Regions from separate parts of the Homo sapiens genome. Here region 1 is linked to region 2. Evidence: chromatin loops called from intact Hi-C (ENCODE). Cell type or tissue: MCF 10A. All regions are shown on one strand. Links, peaks and the distances in the headings refer to the core of each region. The heading gives the core; the rest is flanking DNA. Region 1 holds the start of LOC105378993 (a long non-coding RNA gene). Region 2 holds the start of SMIM15 (small integral membrane protein 15).

Region 1 (9,455 bases), core at 2,211-6,210, 140 kb after region 2:
AAAAAGAGAAACATCACTTACAGTCCATCCCAACTTAGAAATATTGCCATTAACATTTTAATTGATATCCTTTCAGTCTTTTTTTCTATATGTGTGTATCACCTGGAACTATACATATATATTCATAAAATATAATCATATTGTCCATGCTATTTTAAAACTTTCTTCACTTAACAATATATTGTTTATATTTTTCCACATCATTAAAGTTTCTTCTACAGTCTACAGCACGATTTTAATGATGGCTTGTTTTCCCATCATCTATGTGGCCAACCTTTTATGCTGCACATTTTGGCTGTTCCCAGTTTCCCCTTTGTAGTATTGACAGGCTTTTGGAGAATAATGAAACGCTGAAATGTTTGGCTTGGTTTCCCTCTTGGGTAGAGTCTGCTGCTCAGTCTTTTCTTCTGCCTCTTTGTATCCTTTAGCTTTTGGGTGGAGGCCCAGAGAGCTCCACAAGGGGTGATGTGTGTTTAAGAAACTCAGCTAAAGGAAACAAACTGATTGCAAAGAACTCTGAACCTAGGGTGTTGGGGGAAATGCTGAGCATTGTAATTGGCCTAATGCTGCTCCTGTGAGAGATGCCATCTCCCTAGGCCTCCAAAGTTCTGGCAGGGATTTTAACTCTTCTCATCCAGCTGATGACAGACAAATATTCATCACTTCAACAGTTAGGTGCAACCCCCAAAATGTTTCCTCAAGTCCTTCCTCACTGCAAATGCCTACCAGCTCATCTCTGAAGATGGAAAAGCAAGCGTGGTGACATCTGCAAATCTGGACAGTGGGCTTTAGGATTCATCTGAAAAGAAAGGCTCTTGGACAGTGCTGGACCTTGCTCCCTGAGCCAGGCTGTGGGTCCAGTGGTGACTCAGGAAGGAATGCCACTGACAAGCCACAGGCATGCCAGAGAATTACTCAGCACAAGCCAACAAGTAACCTCATACGAGAATCAAACGCCAGCCAATCTGCGAACGCTTTGCGTAACAGCATATTTGGATTTGGGGCTTAGCTTTCAGGCTTGAGTTTCACGTTTGCCTGAGCATACTCCCAGCCTCCCAGGGCCCCTTCTGTGTGCCCTGCCTCTGATTGCAAGTGCAGAGAGCAGTTCTCCCAAGAGCCAGGGCTCAGCTCACCCCTGCAGGTAACGCAGACCTCTGCTAGGGATCAGCTGTCTATCATCTGGTGGCGCCCCTCTTTCCAGCCAGCGCTACATCTTCATATGCCTTTTCTTACCAACAGGTCAGCAATGTGGGTGACAGATACTTCTTTTTGCTGTTGGAACACTTCATATTCATCTCTGGTATTGTCATGGCCTTTGACATACCTTACCAACAAGAGAGGTTTGTTGACTGATGACAGCAGGTATAACAAAATCTAACTAGTGACAGTTGTAAGAATTGGCAAAGTATTACTGCATCAACAGGTATGTGGACTGTCTAAGAGCCTCAGAAAGGACAAAGAAAGAAGCTTACAGATTCCGATGCCCCTTACTACTGTATCTGGCCTTTCTCCTGCCGGTATAGTGAGAGTTGACAGTTTGATGGATTTAATTTAGGATCTATGTTAGGATGAGATGCACTCTGTTTTCCTAAACAAATTTGCTGCAGAATGGCAGCCACAGTCTAGGGCCTCCTTGAGCTTGAGGCTAAATGACCTGATGGCCCACCCACTTCATCTATACTGCCTTTAATATGTCAGCATTTCCTCAAGGCCTGGGTTTCGTGCACTCAGGGTGATATTGAACATGAAGTTTTCAAACAGCAATACCTTGGGTAACAGACAAGGGCTAGTTAATGATCTCATTCATAATTCATCCCGTGAAGGAACCATTTACACTCAAACTCCAAGCAGGAAGAAAATATTCCCATTAGGTAGGGCTTTTTAAATGCCTCTGCCTTTGCCACAGTGCTGAGAGAGAACTGTGGTCTTCAGTAGTAAGGGCATATGGCTGCAAACAGAGTGCCCAGGTTAGAGACACCAAGAGCTGCAGCATCACTCAGTAATAGCTATTTCAGAGGGATGTAAAGCCTTCCCTGGGAAAAAGTTGAATAGGACTCAGTGCCTAAACACAGCACTTTCAAAAAGAAATGAATCTCTAATTAAACATCCTGAAGACAGAAGCTGACATGTCATTGCAGAGCTAATAATAAGACCTCATGAAATGTTCAAAAGTTCTCCAGAGTAAGTGTGAACAATTACATTTCCCTCTCTCCATCAGTGAAGGGTTACCACCAGTTCTTTAAGAAAGAGAAAATGAAGGTTAGTATCTGAAAGTATTATATAATGTGCTTATTACTATGCGTGGGTTGAGATATTCTCCAAAAAAAAGTTCCTTTTCCTTCCAGAATTAAAAAGAACCCCTCTAACTTTTGTTAACTGTAGATAGAATCTTTTCTTTTTTTTTTAAGGAAGAATCCTTACTGCATGTCTAAAACTCGTGGCTGAGAAAAAGTAGAGGATGTCCAGCCTAAGGAGCTATCAGCATTTTTTTGTAGCACTCGATATAGCTGCAAGCCAAGGTCCTCACGAAAGTGAAAGTTTTCATTCAAAGTTAAAAACATACTACTTGCATTTTACAAGCTCAAGAGTAAAGCACAATAATTATCAGTGCTTTATTGGTAGTTCCAAGCCTCCAAAAATGTCAGTAAGTTGAATCTACACTATCTTTGTACAAGAACATAAAACATAGCCTCGTGATAAAAATTAAAGGAAAGGATAAATTTGGTGAATTCCCTGCATAGTTCATAATAGAGATTAGTCAACCCAAGTTACAAAGATAATTTTTGAGATGAGGTATCACTCTGTTGCCCAGGCTGGAGGGCAGTGGTGCCATCATAGCTCACTGCATCCTGGCACTCCTGGGCTCAAGGGATCCTTCCTACTCTGTCTCCCGAGTAGCTGGGATTACAGGAAAGAGCCACCTTATCCGTTTGATTTTTTAAAAAAGAAATTTTTGTAGACACAGGTCTTGCTATGCTGCCCAAGCTGATCTCAAACTCCTGGACTCAAACAAGCCCCCAAGTTACAAAGACAATTTTTAAAGGTTTAAGAGGTTTGCTTCAAAGAGCTATTTCTTTTCTTTTCTTTCTTTCTTTTCAGAGACAGGATCTCACTCTGTCACCCAGGCAGGAGTGCAGTTGGTTCGATCATAGCTCCCTGAAGCTTTGAACTCCTGGGCTCAAAGGATCCTTCCGCTTCAGCCTCCCAAGTGGCTGGGACACTAAGCACACACCATCACACTCGGCTACTTAAAAAACATTTTTTTTTAGAGACAAGGGTCTCACTATGTTGCCCAAGTTGGTCTCCAACTCCTGGGCTCAAGCAATCCTCCTGCCTCAGCCTCTCCAGTAGGTGGAATTACAGGCATGAGCCACCACACTGGCTAAAGAGCTATTTCTTTTATATAAATTATATGAAGATTGCTAAAAGGTTTTAAGTCACACTACATGTAAAAACCCCTTAGGCTCAAACTCACCAGGAGGATCGTGGAGCTTGGAGCTAAATAAAGCCCAGGTGCTTTGCCCTCTGCTGCTGACTTCGGGTGCTGGCTGGGAAGGATCTATTTCCAGGAGGGACCCAGCAGAACCTCGGCGTCCCACGGCCCTAATAGGCAAATATGAGCCGGCCTCCGCCCCTTAAGGATGGAGCTGCTTAGCTTCGCCACTGCTGCCTGGAGTTCCTTGTCTGAGATAGGCAGGGCGTGGTGCCCCAGGTCATCTCCCAGGCATGCTTGCCCCACGAGCAGCGCTGTGAGGGTGTACTCAAGGCAATCCAAGTTTCAACGTCATACCATTGTCTTTAACAAAACCCTGCAAACATGTAGTGACCGAGGCATGATGCATCCTGCCTCTTGCTCTGCTATTTATCTGCTTTTCTTTTTTTAACTTTAACTTGTTCTCCTCCTATTTATTGGGCAATCACCTAGATTCTAGGAAACAAATATATTTAATTTTTCTAATCTAAAGGTTAATAAGGACTCTATCTTCTCTAGTCAGAGCCACAGGATGAACTTTCTCAACCCATCCTCTTTAAGGAAAAGAAGTTGTTGGCTGAGTCACGTGAGTGTCTGTTTACACACGTCTTATAACAGCATACAGGGTACATACACAGAGCAGCACACCTCCCCACCAGGAAGGCTGTGCTCCATATTCATGTGTCAAGTGATGTAAAGGTTGCCATGGTTATAATCTCTGTTTAGTCAATAGTGTGTGTGGGGGGGGGGGCGGGGAATCACCCCAATGGGCGTATTGCAATTTAGAGGAATCCCTGGGTACTTTTAAAGTATTGAATCACAATTTACATTTTAAAAAGTGTTGTCAATGACAGCATATTGGTTGCCATTTCTTGAAAACTCTTCTTTGTAGGAGGACCTTATGTATGCCAAGAACATCGTTTTTGCCTCCTTAGGTGAAACTTTATTTCCCACATTTAGGATTCATTAGGATTATCTAAGGTAAGTGGCAAGAGGGGAGAAGGATGAAAATCATGAGGGTGAATGTGGGAAAGGGATGAGGGAAGGTGAGCTTAATTATTTCAAAGATAATAATGAGTGAGGCTCCCAACCCCTGAAATTTGGGAGGCCAAGGTGGGAGGATTGTTTGAGTCCAGGAGTCTGAGATCAGCTTGGGCAACATAGCGAGACCTGCGTCTACAAAAATTTCTTTTTAAAAATATCAAACAGGCATGGTGGCTCTTTCCTGTAATCCCAGCTACTCAAGAGACAGAGTAGGAAGGATCCCTTGAGTCCAGAAGTTCAAGGCTGCAGTGAGCTATGATGGCAGTACTGCCCTCCAGCTGGGGAAACAGAGTGATACCTTGTCTCAAAAAAAAAAAAAAAAAAAAAAAGGAATAAAAATAAAAGTGTCAGTAATTCTTACTCTTCTTCTTGGTCTGCCACCTTCTTGCCTTGGTGACTTTTGGATCCCCCATCCCTCTGTTTTCTCATCTGTAAAATTGGAAGGATAACAGGGAGTTGCAGGGTCTACTGGGTTGCTCATAGGCATTTAGAGCACTCGCTGGCATACAGTGAGCACTCTTTAAATGCACCCAATCTTATTCATATTCTAGTCAATACACAAAGAATCTGCTGTGCTTTTGGATAGAGAGAAATGCTTCATAACAACACCATCACACATTATTGAAAAGATTTTGGTGTGATTAGGGCCGACTGACATCCAAACTTCCCTCCCACCTTTCTGGTCATATCTCCTCCTTTTCCCACACTCAGTATCTTTCCTTTATCTACTCTAAGCAGTAACATGATAAGTTATATAAATTATATGAAGATCATTAAAAGGTTTTAAAGTCACACTACATGTATGACTTCGTATTTGAAAAAGGCTCAAAACAGTAAGTGAAAAAAGTGACAGTTGGTGGAATTTTAGAAGTTGAGGGTGGAAGGTGTTTCCAAAACCCCTCAAATCACACACCCTAGATGTGGCTGCTTCCTGGATCCACTAGTGAAGCTGACTCTGGCAGGGAGTCACTTGCATTTTTCACTAACTGAGGTCCTGCTCTCTCAAATTTCACAATCTAAGGGAGAGAATCTTGATCCAGAGTGATAACAAAACAAGTAATGCAAGCTCAGCGATGTGGGATAACTCCCCTGTCCCTGGTATTAGCATGGAGGTGCTGGCCACCCTCTGGTGGAACAAGACCCATTCTTTGGCTTCAGGAACTTCACAGCTTAGTGGAAGGGACAAAACACATCAGATAGTGATAAGAAAATGTGTATGAGTAAAAGGAAGAGATAGGTATGTTGACAGAAGACAGCCTGAGGAGTTTAGAGAATAGAAACATTTCTCAAGAACTTGAAAGCGAAAGAGTCTCTTGAAAGGGTTTGTTGCACACTGCCTGAAGGCTGAGGTATGGACTGGAAAGTGACTTAGTCCAGCCCCTTCTAGCTGGGTGAGTAACTGAACACTCCAGCGTGCGGATCTTCACTGGAGAGAAATGGGAGCATGATTCATCTCTTTGACATCATCTTTAGATTTTTGGTTTAACTTTTCCTTTCCACATCAGACGCCCCTGTTGTTGGGTGGTCTGCCATGCCACTTCCTCCAAGTCCCAGCTACTTTACTCTAGGTAGAGGGCTGAGGGTAATGGATCTTATTTCAAAAGGAGAGGGGAAATTGAAACCAGAACAGCTTTGTGATGAACTGTAGGGGAATCCTTTTTTCTCTAGCAAAGGTTTCCCAAGGCTGGTGTCTCCAGCTTGGAGCTTGATCGTGTGTGGTGTGTGTGTGTGTGTGTGTGTGTGCATGTGTGTGTGTGTGTGTGTGTTTGTATTTGGTGAGAGTTAACCATTCAAAATGGAAATCCTTTCATAATTTGATCTAGTTATGCAAACACAGCCCATTGATGTTAACAAATAGAGACCAGATGCAAATAACCCACTCGGGCATAACATGGAATAACTAGCAGAAGTTAAAGCAAACCGTCTCCTCCCCACTGCCCTATTACCTCATAAGAATTCCTTCCATTTGGAAATAAGCAAGAGGAAAAGAAAAAAAATGGGACTATTAAGATGTCTCAGTCTTAAAATGATAGCAATAATAGAGTAGCCTGGATCACACAAGATTGCCGTGTAAACAACTGAAGAATTTCAGAATTATGTGGAATTAGACATGCATCCCTAAAAAAGGTTAGGTGCTCATGAATGTGCATAACACAAGGAAAAATTAATTACAACAGGAAAACAACTCCAAATGGAAGTCTGCAATTCAATGATTCATAGCCAGGGTGTTCAGAAGAAAACTTGGTTCTCTACAACTCATTGAATAGGGTGTCACTGGATATGGTAAAATTTTATGACATTCCCTGGGGCTCTGAGTGTTTTAACTGTTCTGCATAGACAGCCAAGCCATTACAGGGTGAGGCCTAACACAGGGAATCCTAGAATGGTAATGGTATTGCCATTTTCTGTAGAAAACAAGGTTTTAGTTGAATAAAAAGAGGTAGTTGATATAAATAAGCTCACAGGAAGTCTCCAAACCTTTGAGGTGACTACCATTGCTGCCACTTTTCCCAGAATGCCATTGCTTTATGAATGGCTTTTTGACCAAGAGGCTAAAGAACTCTTGACTTGTGTAGATTTTCTACTTTTTGAATAATGCTTAATTTTTAAAGCTTGTGTGTGTGTGTGTGTGTGTGTGTGTGTGTGTGTGTGTGTGTGTGTGTATGGCAGGCTCTAGGACTTGTGGGCCCAGGGAAAATTCATAGGTGGCTGAGAATAAAAAGAAGAGTTAAGTTTGAAAAAAGAGATAGCAACACTTCAGTTTAGGAAAATCAGACTCTGGAAAAGCATTTGGGTGAAATCTTCCCGATTTAGTTGTAGGACAGAATTAGACACAAACCAGGAAATCTCCAGAAGGTGCTCAGGAGATGCTGATAGAACGAAACCCTGAAGCTCCTTCTGTGAGGTTCTCCAGCACTTCAATATTATTAGCAGGAAATTCTTCCGAAAGTCAACACCAAATTCCTTCTGCAGCGATTTTAGCACATTCTCTCCCTTCCGACTCTAAAGAGAAACAGGAAAGATGCTGATATTGCTGTTCTCACATTTCTATTAAACTTGCCCTCAATCTTCCATTTTGTGAACTAAATAATTTTTTAAGCTTTTCCCTCAAAAAGGTAATTTCACAAACATTTTCATGTGCCAGTCTTGAGTCACAAAGGTTTAGAAATAACTTACTTATTACCATACAGACAGAGCTATACTGAGATAAATACTGTGCTTAGTTCATAAAGGGGCTGCTTCGTGTTGAAATTCCTGCATCCTGGGCAGCCACTGCCAGCACTGTAGGTTTCTTTCTGTGGTCTCCCTTGAGCCTGAATGAAGGTGATGGCTGATGAGCCAGACTAATAAAATGTACCCTTGCACTGATTAAACATCCATTTTCTTGGGGAGATGGCTGACAAGAGCAGGAGAAAGCTGTGAGGAAGCTTGTAGCAATTTCACAAATCTACCCCTAGCAGTGAGCTTTATCTGAGTGCTTAGAGCCACTCTGAGCAAAACAATGGGTGTTGAAAATGGACCAGGGAGAAAATTAAGAAATGACAAGCTTGTTTTCTTAAAGTAAGAGGAAAGCTTCTCTTGTTAGGTTTTTCTAGAGTGTTCTCATGAAGGGAAACAGAACGTTTCACTTTAACAAGATGCATCGTCTAACCATGAGGCACAGGGAAACAGGGCAAGCAGGTTGCAAGCAGGCAGGGTGAGCTCCAGTTATCTGCTTGAGGGCTTTGATCTCAGTTGCAATGGACAAGGCAGAAGCAGGAGCCGGGAACCTTCTAGGAGGGAAGAGAAAGAAGAATTGAGCACCGCAACATAGTGACCGCCTTAAAATCCTCAAGCCACCTGTGAATGATGGTGTAGGTGCTGATGGGGGTGAGGGAGTCCCCAGGATAGAGGTGGTAAGTGGAGAGAGTTGTTGTTCTTGTTTTTAAAAGGTAACACAAAAGACTTTGACTAGGGCTGTGCTGTTTACAGTAGCCACTAGCCACATGTAGCTACTGGGCACTTAAAATGTGCTGTATTTGTAAAAACACACACCAAAATTCAAAGACATATTTTTAAAAAGTAAAATATATTATTAATCCTTTTTTTACTATATGTTAAAATGATAATACTTTGGGTTGATTGGGTTAAATAAAATACACGACTAAAATGAATGCTATAACATGGATGAACTTTGAAAACATTGTGCTAAGGGAAAGAAGCCAGACACAAAAGGCTACCCATTGCATGATTCCATTTATATGAAATGGCCAATAGGCAAATCCGTAGAGACAAAAGGTAGATTAGTGGTTGCCTAGGGCTGGGGAGATTTGGAGGGAAATGGAAAGTGGGTGCAATGGTATGGGGTTTCTTTATGGGGTGAAAAAAAATTCTAATATTGATCATGAGGCCATGCCTGTAATCCTAGCACTTTGGGAGGCCAAAATGGGAAGATCAGTTGAGGCCAGGAGTTCGAGACCAGCCTGGCCAACATAGTGAGAAACTATCTCTACAAAATAGAAAAAGTTAGCAGGGCATGGTGGTGCGCACCTGTGTTCCCACCTACTTGGGAAGCTGAGGTGAGAGGATGGCTTGAGTCTAGGAGTTCAAGGCTGCAGTGAGCTATGATCACACTACTGCACTCCAACCTGAACAGAGCAAGACCCTGACACCAAAAAAAAGAAAAAAAAATTGACTGTGGTGTGATTGTAGAACTCTATGAACACAGACTGGGCACGGTGGCTCATGCCTGTAATCCCAACATTTTGGGAGGCTGAGGTGGGCGGATCACTTGAGGTCAAGAGTTAGAGACCAGCCTGGCCAAAATGGCAAAACCCCGTCTCTACTAAAAATACAAAAAATTAGCCAGTCGTGGTGGGACGTGCCTGTAGTCCCAGCTACTCGGGAGGCTGAGGCAGGAGAATCACTTGAACCCAGGAGGTGGAGGTTGCAGTGAGCC
Region 2 (8,464 bases), core at 76-4,075:
TTAATATGCCAAAGAAGCAAAAAGTACTGTGCTATTTTATGCCCTTTCAGCTTTGAGGACCTCTGTTGGAATAAGCCTAATTTAATAAATGAGAAAGTAGCCTTAACAGATGCCATGTGTTTTGTTCCTTTTTGAGTGTAAGGAAAAGGCAACTGGCAAATGAGGATTATGTGACTTGAGTGACGTTTTCTATTTTGCCCCAGAGGCTTTTCTCCCTTTCATGTTTGTGTCAACCGCTATTCAAAGTGGAGAATTAGAATACCTGGGTAGGGAATGAGTGTATATACATCCACTTACAATTTCAACTGGAATTTTTTTAAAAAAATCATCTACCTTATGCTTGAGTAGTGATCCCTTAACTTTGTCCTGGTGTTATTAGTGACCCAATCACGACTTCAGATGACCCTTGGTAGTCTGTCTTCTTGAGTTCTACTGTACACATCTGAGAGACGGTTTAAATTCTGTACAATTGGCTAGTTGGAAAGAATACAAAAAATAAAACAAAATTTAAGTCACAATTTCAGGATAATTGTAATAAAATTTTAAATGGAAAATTTCTATATTGTATATATGCAACCTATATGACATCTAAAATTGCCTATCCGGTATAGTAACTTAATACGTTTCTTCCTCATTTGAATTTACAATTGCAAATGCCCTGTAAGAAAATCCTAATTACTGGAAATCAAGTATTTTACTAAGTTACTTATTTCAATAATAAAATTTTTTTAGTTCATTGACATACGGGAGACAAGTTGGCTCACTGACTGACTTACACAGCGTATCCGTTCCTAGATTTTCAATTTTTATACTAAAAATGTTGCCACTCATTTATTTACTGGATTAGGTACACCACTACAAAATCAAACAGCTCATCTTACTCTTTATAAAGGTTTTTTTGGGTCCATCATACAATTTGTGTCCTTTACTTAAAAAATTAGAAGACATAACCAAACAAATTATAGTAATTCACCCACAGTCCCATTACCCCAAGAAAACTGTGACTAGTTTTAATTATATCTTCCCCACGATTTTCAACTGAACACACATGAAAGTGCCTAATACGTTAAATATCTTAGCTCCTGGACTTCATACGACCTCACCCATACAGTTAGAATTAGGTACTACTGAGATCGATCTGCCTTCACCTTCTCCAGCCCAGTAGCGAATAAACAATGTAAGTTTCAGAAATAAGCAAAAGAACTTTGCAGTAAAAGAGCCATGGTCCACAGGCCACACATCTCCCTGCAACTCAACTTCGGACCCAAACGCTCGCGCCTCCACACTTTCAGGAATAAATCCTACTCTTCCGCCCAAAACGGATCGACCAGGCTCGATCTCCCAACCAGACCCGCGTGGCCCCTGCGGCTGCAACGGGTAGCACTTGACGGCCGTCCGCACTTCCTCCTTTGTCTTTCCCTTATTCCTTACGTTTCTCCCTTGCTCACTCTTCCCTCCTTACCCTATCGGGGCTGCAGACCCACGGAGGCCACGTTCACTCCTGCCCGTCGGCCTTGGCAAGCGCGGGCCCCTTGTCGCGCAGAGCGGAGGGTCCTGGGAGATCCTGGGTTGGCCCAGCCACACCTTGCGCCGCCGCCGTTTCTGCTGGACACCAGGAGAAAACCACGGCAGCTGCAGCCACCAACTTCCCCTACATAGCCCCACGGGATCGGATCCCACTCCCCACTCACCGCCAGACCGGAAGCAGGAAGGCGGAAGTCGCGGCCTTTGCGTCCCGCCCACAGGCGACCCGAGCCGCCAGCCGGGCGTGAGTAAGTCTAGGGCCCAGTTTCCGGCTGCGCCATTGCTGTGTGGGTCTTGGGACCTCGAGTTGGAGGACGCGGGAGGGTGGGGGCGGGGGCAGGGCAGCGCTGAGATTTCCGGGGAGCGGCAGGTGAGGCCGCGCGGGGCGGGTGACGGCACCCGGGCGGGCTCCTTTCCAGGCTGGAGCCCGAGACTGCCACGTCCTGCGGGGACCAAGTGGTGGGCGAGGAGGCGTGGAGCGGCTTCAGGACTCGAGGAGCGGTTCCGAAGCAGCTAGGGACTTTTGCCTTTGCCCCCCGAGGTCGATCGGAAGACAACCCCCATCCCCTGCTGTAGCGGGACAGTTGGAGGGTCATGGGTGGGTGAAGTGTTTGGCTGAGGGAAACTCAGACCAAAGAGCAGCGGCAAGAAAGCAGTTGGGTCCCCACAAAACGCCCGAAGTCAAGGTGAGGGTCACACAACGACTCTTGACGATTCCGGCGAGTTCATCCTGGTGCACATCCCACTCCATGCCTCTCTCTTCTGGTTGGACAATAGTTACATCCTTACGAAAAGGAGGCAAGCTACTGGGCCTTGGTGGATCCACTCAACCTTGTTACCAAGGGACATGCCGCCATGCTATGTGAAAAGGGGGGTTTTGTTGTTTGTTTTTAATTTAAGTATCTAATTCGTTTCACGAAAGAATGATCAATACCGGCCCAGAGTAAACTTGATAAGTAATTAAACTGTCAGGGCATAGAGTTCCCATAGAGGTGCTTGTTCTTTCAATACACAAATAAAGGGATGCAAAAGTCAACATGCAGAAAGGGTGAGTTAATATTGTCTTCTAATCTACAGGAACTGAAAGATTAGCTAATCTGGTTTGGTTGGTGACCAAATTTTGTGATTGCTTGCACTGTTTGACTACCTCTGACAAATGTTGCAAGACCTCTTCACTGATTCTCCAAAGACTATAGAATGTTCTCTTTCAGGAGCAAGCTGCGACATGTTTAACTAGTTTAGGTAAAACAACAATAACTGTTATTTACCAGGGAACAGGCTTTTGGCAGATAATCTAACGATCTACGATACTGTTCGTTGGGCATATGTTAATGTTTGTAATGTTGTATTACCAGCAGTTGTTTTCTTACTCCTTTTTATTTGAAAACCTGGATGATAGTTTCAAAGCCTATGCTGCTTAGGCCTAGCCTGTACCTTAGTAGCCAGAAAAAGTAGACTCAGTCACTGGATTGTGTGCACTGAATACTTACTTGAGATAACTGATTTTTCTAAAACTTCCCCAAGTCTTGAATCCAAGATGTGGGCAGAATGTATTATTTTAACATCCTTCGTTCCAGAGGCCAATGCGTGTTTTATTTTAATCATGATAGGTGGTTTTCCCAGTTACTGCCTCCGGATACTTGCAGTGCTGCATCCCTAGTTAAAAGCCCAGAAGTCTTGGGCAGGAAGGAAGGGCATATAAAGAGAAAGCCTTTGTAGTTCTTTAGCTGTAATCTAGACCAGGGGTCCCCAACGACGGACTGGTACCTGGTTTGCAGCCTGTTAGGAACGGGGCCGCACAGCAGGAGGTGAGCGATGGGTGAGTGAGCATTTCCGTCTAAGTTCCGCCTCCTGTCAGATCAGCAGCATCATTAGATTCTCATGGTGCGAACCGTAATGTGAACTGCATGTGCGAGGGATCTAGGTTGTGCGCTCCTTATGATAATCTAATGCCTGATGATCTGAGGTGGAACAGCTTCATCCTGAAAGCATCCCCCATCCCCGTCCATGGAAAAATTGTTTTCCACGAAACCAGTCCTGGATGCCATTAAGGTTGGAGACTGCTGATCTAGACCATGCCTTTACAATCTAAGTTTGCTCATCTAGCTTCAAGTTACAGGACAGTCTGCAAGACCAGGAACAGCATAGGGGTTGCCACAGTGGAGCTCCTTACTGCAGTCTGCATTGCCTTAACTAAAGGTGGTGTCAGGATTGATTCAAATACTGTGAACTACTTTCCATAAAGAGAAGTCTGAGCTCGTGAACTGAGATTCACAGTTGTGGTACAGTAATGTTATGTATACTCTGATAAATCACTCTGAGTGTGTTTCCACTTAGATATGTGGAAAGCATACTAGGCAATCTCCAATGCCCTTTCAGCTTTAAAATCTGTAAATTGGACTGGATTTGGTCATTTTTCTTAAATAAATAGCATAGTAAGGTATTTGATAGAAACATTATTGCAAGTTTTCTTAAGGTCTTTTTTTTTTTTTTTTTTTTTAATTTTGAGACGGAGTCTCTGTCACCAGGGCTGGAGTGCAGTGCTGCGATCTTGGCTCACTGCACCCTCCACCTCCCAGGTTCAAGCGATTCTCCTGCCTCAGCCTTCTGAGTACTTGGGACTACAGGCGGGCATCACCACGCCCAGCTAATTTTTGTATTTTTAGTATAGATGGGGTTTCACCATTTGGCCAGGATGGTCTCGATTTCTTGACCTCGTGATCCACCCGCCTCGGCCTCCCAAAGTGCTGGGATTACAGGCGTGAGCCACCACCGCGCCTGGCCTTTTTTTTTTTTTTTTTTTTTAAACACGGTCTTGCTCTGGCCCAGCTGGAATGCAGTGGTGCGATCATAGCCCACTGCCTCTTCGAACTCCTGGGCTCAAGGGATCCTCACTCCTCACCTTCTGAATAGCTGGGACTACAGCCACAAGCCACCATGCCCAGCTTAGCATACTCATTATTTTTTAAACCTATGACCAGTGTTAATTTTCTGCTTAATGTATTCAGTTCTAAGTCAAGCCCAACTAGAGAGAATGAGTTTCAGTGATTTTTTTTTTTTTTTTTTTTGAGACAGGGTCTCACTAAGTCACCCACGCTGGGGTGCAGTGGGTCCATCACTGCTCACTGCAGCCTTGACTGCCTGGGCTCAAGCGATCCTCCCACCTCAGCCTCTAGAGTAGCTGGGACTACAGATGCATGCCACTATGCCCAACTAATTTTTAAAAATTTTTTTCTAGAGGCAGGGTTTCACTCTGTTGCCCAGGCTGGTCCCAAACTCCTTGCCTGAAGTGATCCTCCTGCCTTTGTCTTTCAAAGTGCTGGCACTACAGGTGTGAGCCACTGTTCCAGGACAAGATCTTATTTCTTTGTTTGAAAAGATCCTTAATCAGGTTTTTATTCTCTCAAATGTCTGTCAGAATACGAATTTAGAATAACAAGGAAATAAGGTCTGCTTTATTTACTTTTAAGAAATAAAATATTATTCATGTAAGTTTAGCCAAACTAACTAAACCTGATGCTGTTAATGAAATAGGGCCTGCCTTTGCATAAGATAATTCCTGTGTAGTATATCACACCACCAGCCTCTTCAGCACTAGTGTACTCTATTGCAATTATATTTTATAAGTAGAGCCTTATAAAATTCTTTTGTCTATTGAGAATGGAAGTCCTGTGGCAGTCCCATGCCATTTTTTTTCTTAAAAAGTATTTTTCCCTTGATTGGTGCAAAATTATATCTCATTCTAACCCATGTCAAAGTTGTAAGTAGTGAAACCAGAATAAGATTCAGATAATATTAAGATAATAATATAGTTTAATAATAACAATTGAGTGTGTCTAAAAGACTTTGAGAGTTCTCTTACCTGCATCTTACTTTGATGGAATTGGTTTCTTCCCTAAATTTTATTTTGTGAGGTTTTTTACTTCCATTGAAACATAATGCAAAACATTTCTTAATAGGCACATTTATGTAATATTTATTTATTTTTATTTATTTATTTATTTTGAGGCAGAGTCTCGCTCTCTTGCCCAGGCTAGAGTGCAGTAGTGCGATCTCAGCTCACTGCAGCCTCCACCTCCCAGGTTCAAGTGATTCTCCTGCCTCAGCCTCCCGAGTAGTTGGGACTACAGGCGTGCACCATCATGCCCAGCTAATTTTTGTATTTTTTGTAGGGATGGGTTTTTACCATATTGGACAGGCTGGTCTCAAACTCCTGATGTCGGGTGATTTGCCCGCCTCAGCCTCCCAAAGTGCTGGGATTACAGGCCTGAGCCACTGTGCCCAGGCAGTGATTTTTTTTTTTTTAGCATAATCAGATTTTAGTGATATTTGAAAGTTTATACAGAAGAATAATTTTTTTTAAAGCTACTTATTGTGGCCAGGCACATTGGCTCATGCCTGTAATCCCAGCCCTTTGTGAAGCAGAAGCAGGTGGATCACCTGAGGTCAGGAGTTCGAGACCAGCCTGATGAACTTGGTGAAACCCGTCTCCACTAAAATTAAAAAATTAGCTGGGCGTGGTGGCACATGCCTGTAATCCCAGCTACTTGGCAGGCTGAGGCAGGAGAATTGTTTGAACCCAGGAGGTGGAGGTTGCAGCAAACAGAGATCATGCCATTGCACTCCTGCCTAGGCAACAAGAGCGAAACTCCATCTCAAAAAAAAAAAAAAGCTACTTATTCCAGCTCTTTGGGAGGCCGAGGCTGGTGGATCACCTGAGGTCAGGAGTTCGAGATCAGCCTGACCAACATGGAGAAACCCCGTCTCTACTGAAAATACAAAATTAGCCAGGCATGGTGGCGCATGCCTGTAATCTCAGCTGCCCGGGAGGCTGAGGCAGGAGAATTGCTTGAACCCAGGAGGCAGAGGTTGCCGTGAGCCGAGATCGCGCCACCGCACTCCAGCCTGGCAGCCTGGGCAACAAGAGCAAAACTCCATCTCAAAAAAAAAAAAAAAGTTACTTATTGAGTACTTAGTATGTACCAGGTGCTGGGCTAGGTGCTTCACACTTATTATCACTAATCCTGAAACTAAACAACACCACAGGATTGTATTTTTATACTAATTTTACAGATAGGGAACCAGAGACTTTAAAAATAAAGCAGGAATTTTAAGTATATCTGGCCAAAATCTCTGCTCTTTTTTAATCGAAAAACAAAACCATTGTAGAATCAAAAAACATGCTTTCATTCTATGAAATCAGCGTTTTTTGTCTTTCATTTTTCTTGACAAAAAATGCTGATTTTATAATATGAAAGTATGTTTTTTGATTCTATAATTGTTAACAGATAATAACTAAAATCCCCCCAAACTTCAAAATTGCCTATTGCCCAGGTGGTGGCAGCATGTCTCAGAGAGCCAATGTGCTGGGGAAGGTTTTCTCCAACCTTGCCAGTTGATCGGCTTCTTCATCCCACATACATGACATTATAAACCTCTCAATTCTCTGTTGGGCTCTTTCACTGCTATTAGACCAACCCATCGGTGGTTCATGGTCCCATTAGCCTCATCTTCTGAATGGGTCATACTCTGCCTGTTTCAGCCTATTTTCCCTGCAAAGTGTGACCAAATTGTTTTCTGGAAAACTCATTTAGGCCTATCCTATAAGTTGTTTCAGTTAGTATTTTTCCAACCATTATTAAATGTTGTTTGGCAGAAACACCTCCTAAACTGTTAGTTAATATTATTAAGAAATGCTTGTTTAAATTAGAAGGCATGCGTCTCAAACTTTGGAATACACCAATTAAAGGAGATAATGAAAAGCTTATAAAAGATAGAGGCCGGGTGCGGTGGCTCACGCCTGTAATCCCAGCACTTTGGGAGGCTAAGGTGGGTGGATCAAGAGGTCAGGAGATCGAGACCATCCTGGCTAACATGGTGAAACCCCGTCTCTACTAAAAATACAAAAAAATTAGCCGGGCGTGGACTAAAAACACAAAAAATTAGCCAGGCGTGGTGGTGGGTGCCTGTAGTCCCAGCTACTCAGGAGGCTGAGGCAGGAGAATCACTTGAACCCGGGAGGCGGAGCTTGCAGTGAGCCGAGATCGCGCCACTGCACTTCAGCCTGGGTGACAGGGTGAGACTCCGTCTCAAAAAAAAAAAAAAAAAGGATAGAATTAGTCTTCAAAATAAGAACAATAAAATTCAATAGGGAGCAGTACAAGGTTATATAATTTGGAAGGAATGCATATAAATATATAGCAGATTACTCGTTAAACTTTCATTAGCCAAAAATTGCTTAAAACGTTCTTTTCATATGTTTGCAGGGCTACTGCCTTCCTAGAGGTTTCAAATGAAGTGCTACCTATTACAAAAGGCTTCTCCACCCCCATAACATTTTTTTTCTCCACAGCTTTTACCTCAATCTGATACCTTGTTTACTGGTTCACTGTCTATTTTTTCCACTAGAATGTAAGCTATATGAGGTCGGTTACCCCAATACCTAGAACATTGTTTTAAATAATTGATTTCACGATGTAGCATTGTTGCTTACAAATAAAACTGAGAATGTTTGAAGGAATTATGAAATAATTTAAATCCTGGATATTTGTGAAGCTCATAGTAAAGTGCCAAACTGTTGAAGTATGTTTTGAAAGTGGTGAGATACCCTAGTAGGAAGAGGTCTAAAAGATTAGTAAGATGTTTTGGGAAAGGTTAAAATAATTGTAGTTATCGTGTTAATGAGAGAAGACTAGTTACTTAATGATTTCCAACTTCGTAAAAGTATTTACAGGAAAGTCGTGATTCATCATTTTCATTGATAAAAAGAATTAGTCCTAGGCCGTAGGTGCTACGATTTAAGATAAGAGCAAGCTAGACTAGAGATCTAAATAGAGATCTTTGAAAATGGGATAAGAGTGTATACGCAGACTAGATGCCCTCACTAGATACTTTCCAGCCTGTGATTCCAAACGCAGATTGTGGGAGAAAGATTAGATAG

What was found. A loop is a pair of places that touch in the nucleus more often than their neighbours do. Peaks named below come from ENCODE experiments on the same cell type or tissue, not always from the same donor. Only the 100,000 strongest peaks of a DNase experiment are listed, where the experiment ranks them.
Region 1: a loop joins it to region 2, with 5 times the contacts of the local background. A loop is called at or near these places in 14 of 110 quality-filtered maps.

The regions. Positions count from the first base shown.
Region 1 is chr5:61,301,039-61,310,493 of GRCh38, forward strand. It overlaps LOC105378993 (a long non-coding RNA gene), which reads right to left and starts at 8,453. Exons shown (of 3, transcript XR_948365.2): 1 at 8,169-8,453; 2 at 7,356-7,519; 3 at 4,878-4,945. In MCF 10A, for the core only: no CTCF peak of the experiment used is centred there; DNase peaks (open chromatin) are centred at 3,763 and 5,903.
Region 2 is chr5:61,160,755-61,169,218 of GRCh38, forward strand. SMIM15 (small integral membrane protein 15) reads right to left here and starts at 1,714. Exons shown (of 3, transcript NM_001048249.4): 1 at 1,463-1,714; 2 at 334-473. SMIM15-AS1 (SMIM15 antisense RNA 1) reads left to right here and starts at 1,562. Exons shown (of 4, transcript NR_109908.1): 1 at 1,562-1,772. RefSeq lists enhancers at 881-1,777, 1,263-1,342, 1,413-1,672, 2,203-2,302, 2,343-2,402 and a silencer at 1,853-1,962. In MCF 10A, for the core only: no CTCF peak of the experiment used is centred there; DNase peaks (open chromatin) are centred at 1,447 and 1,777.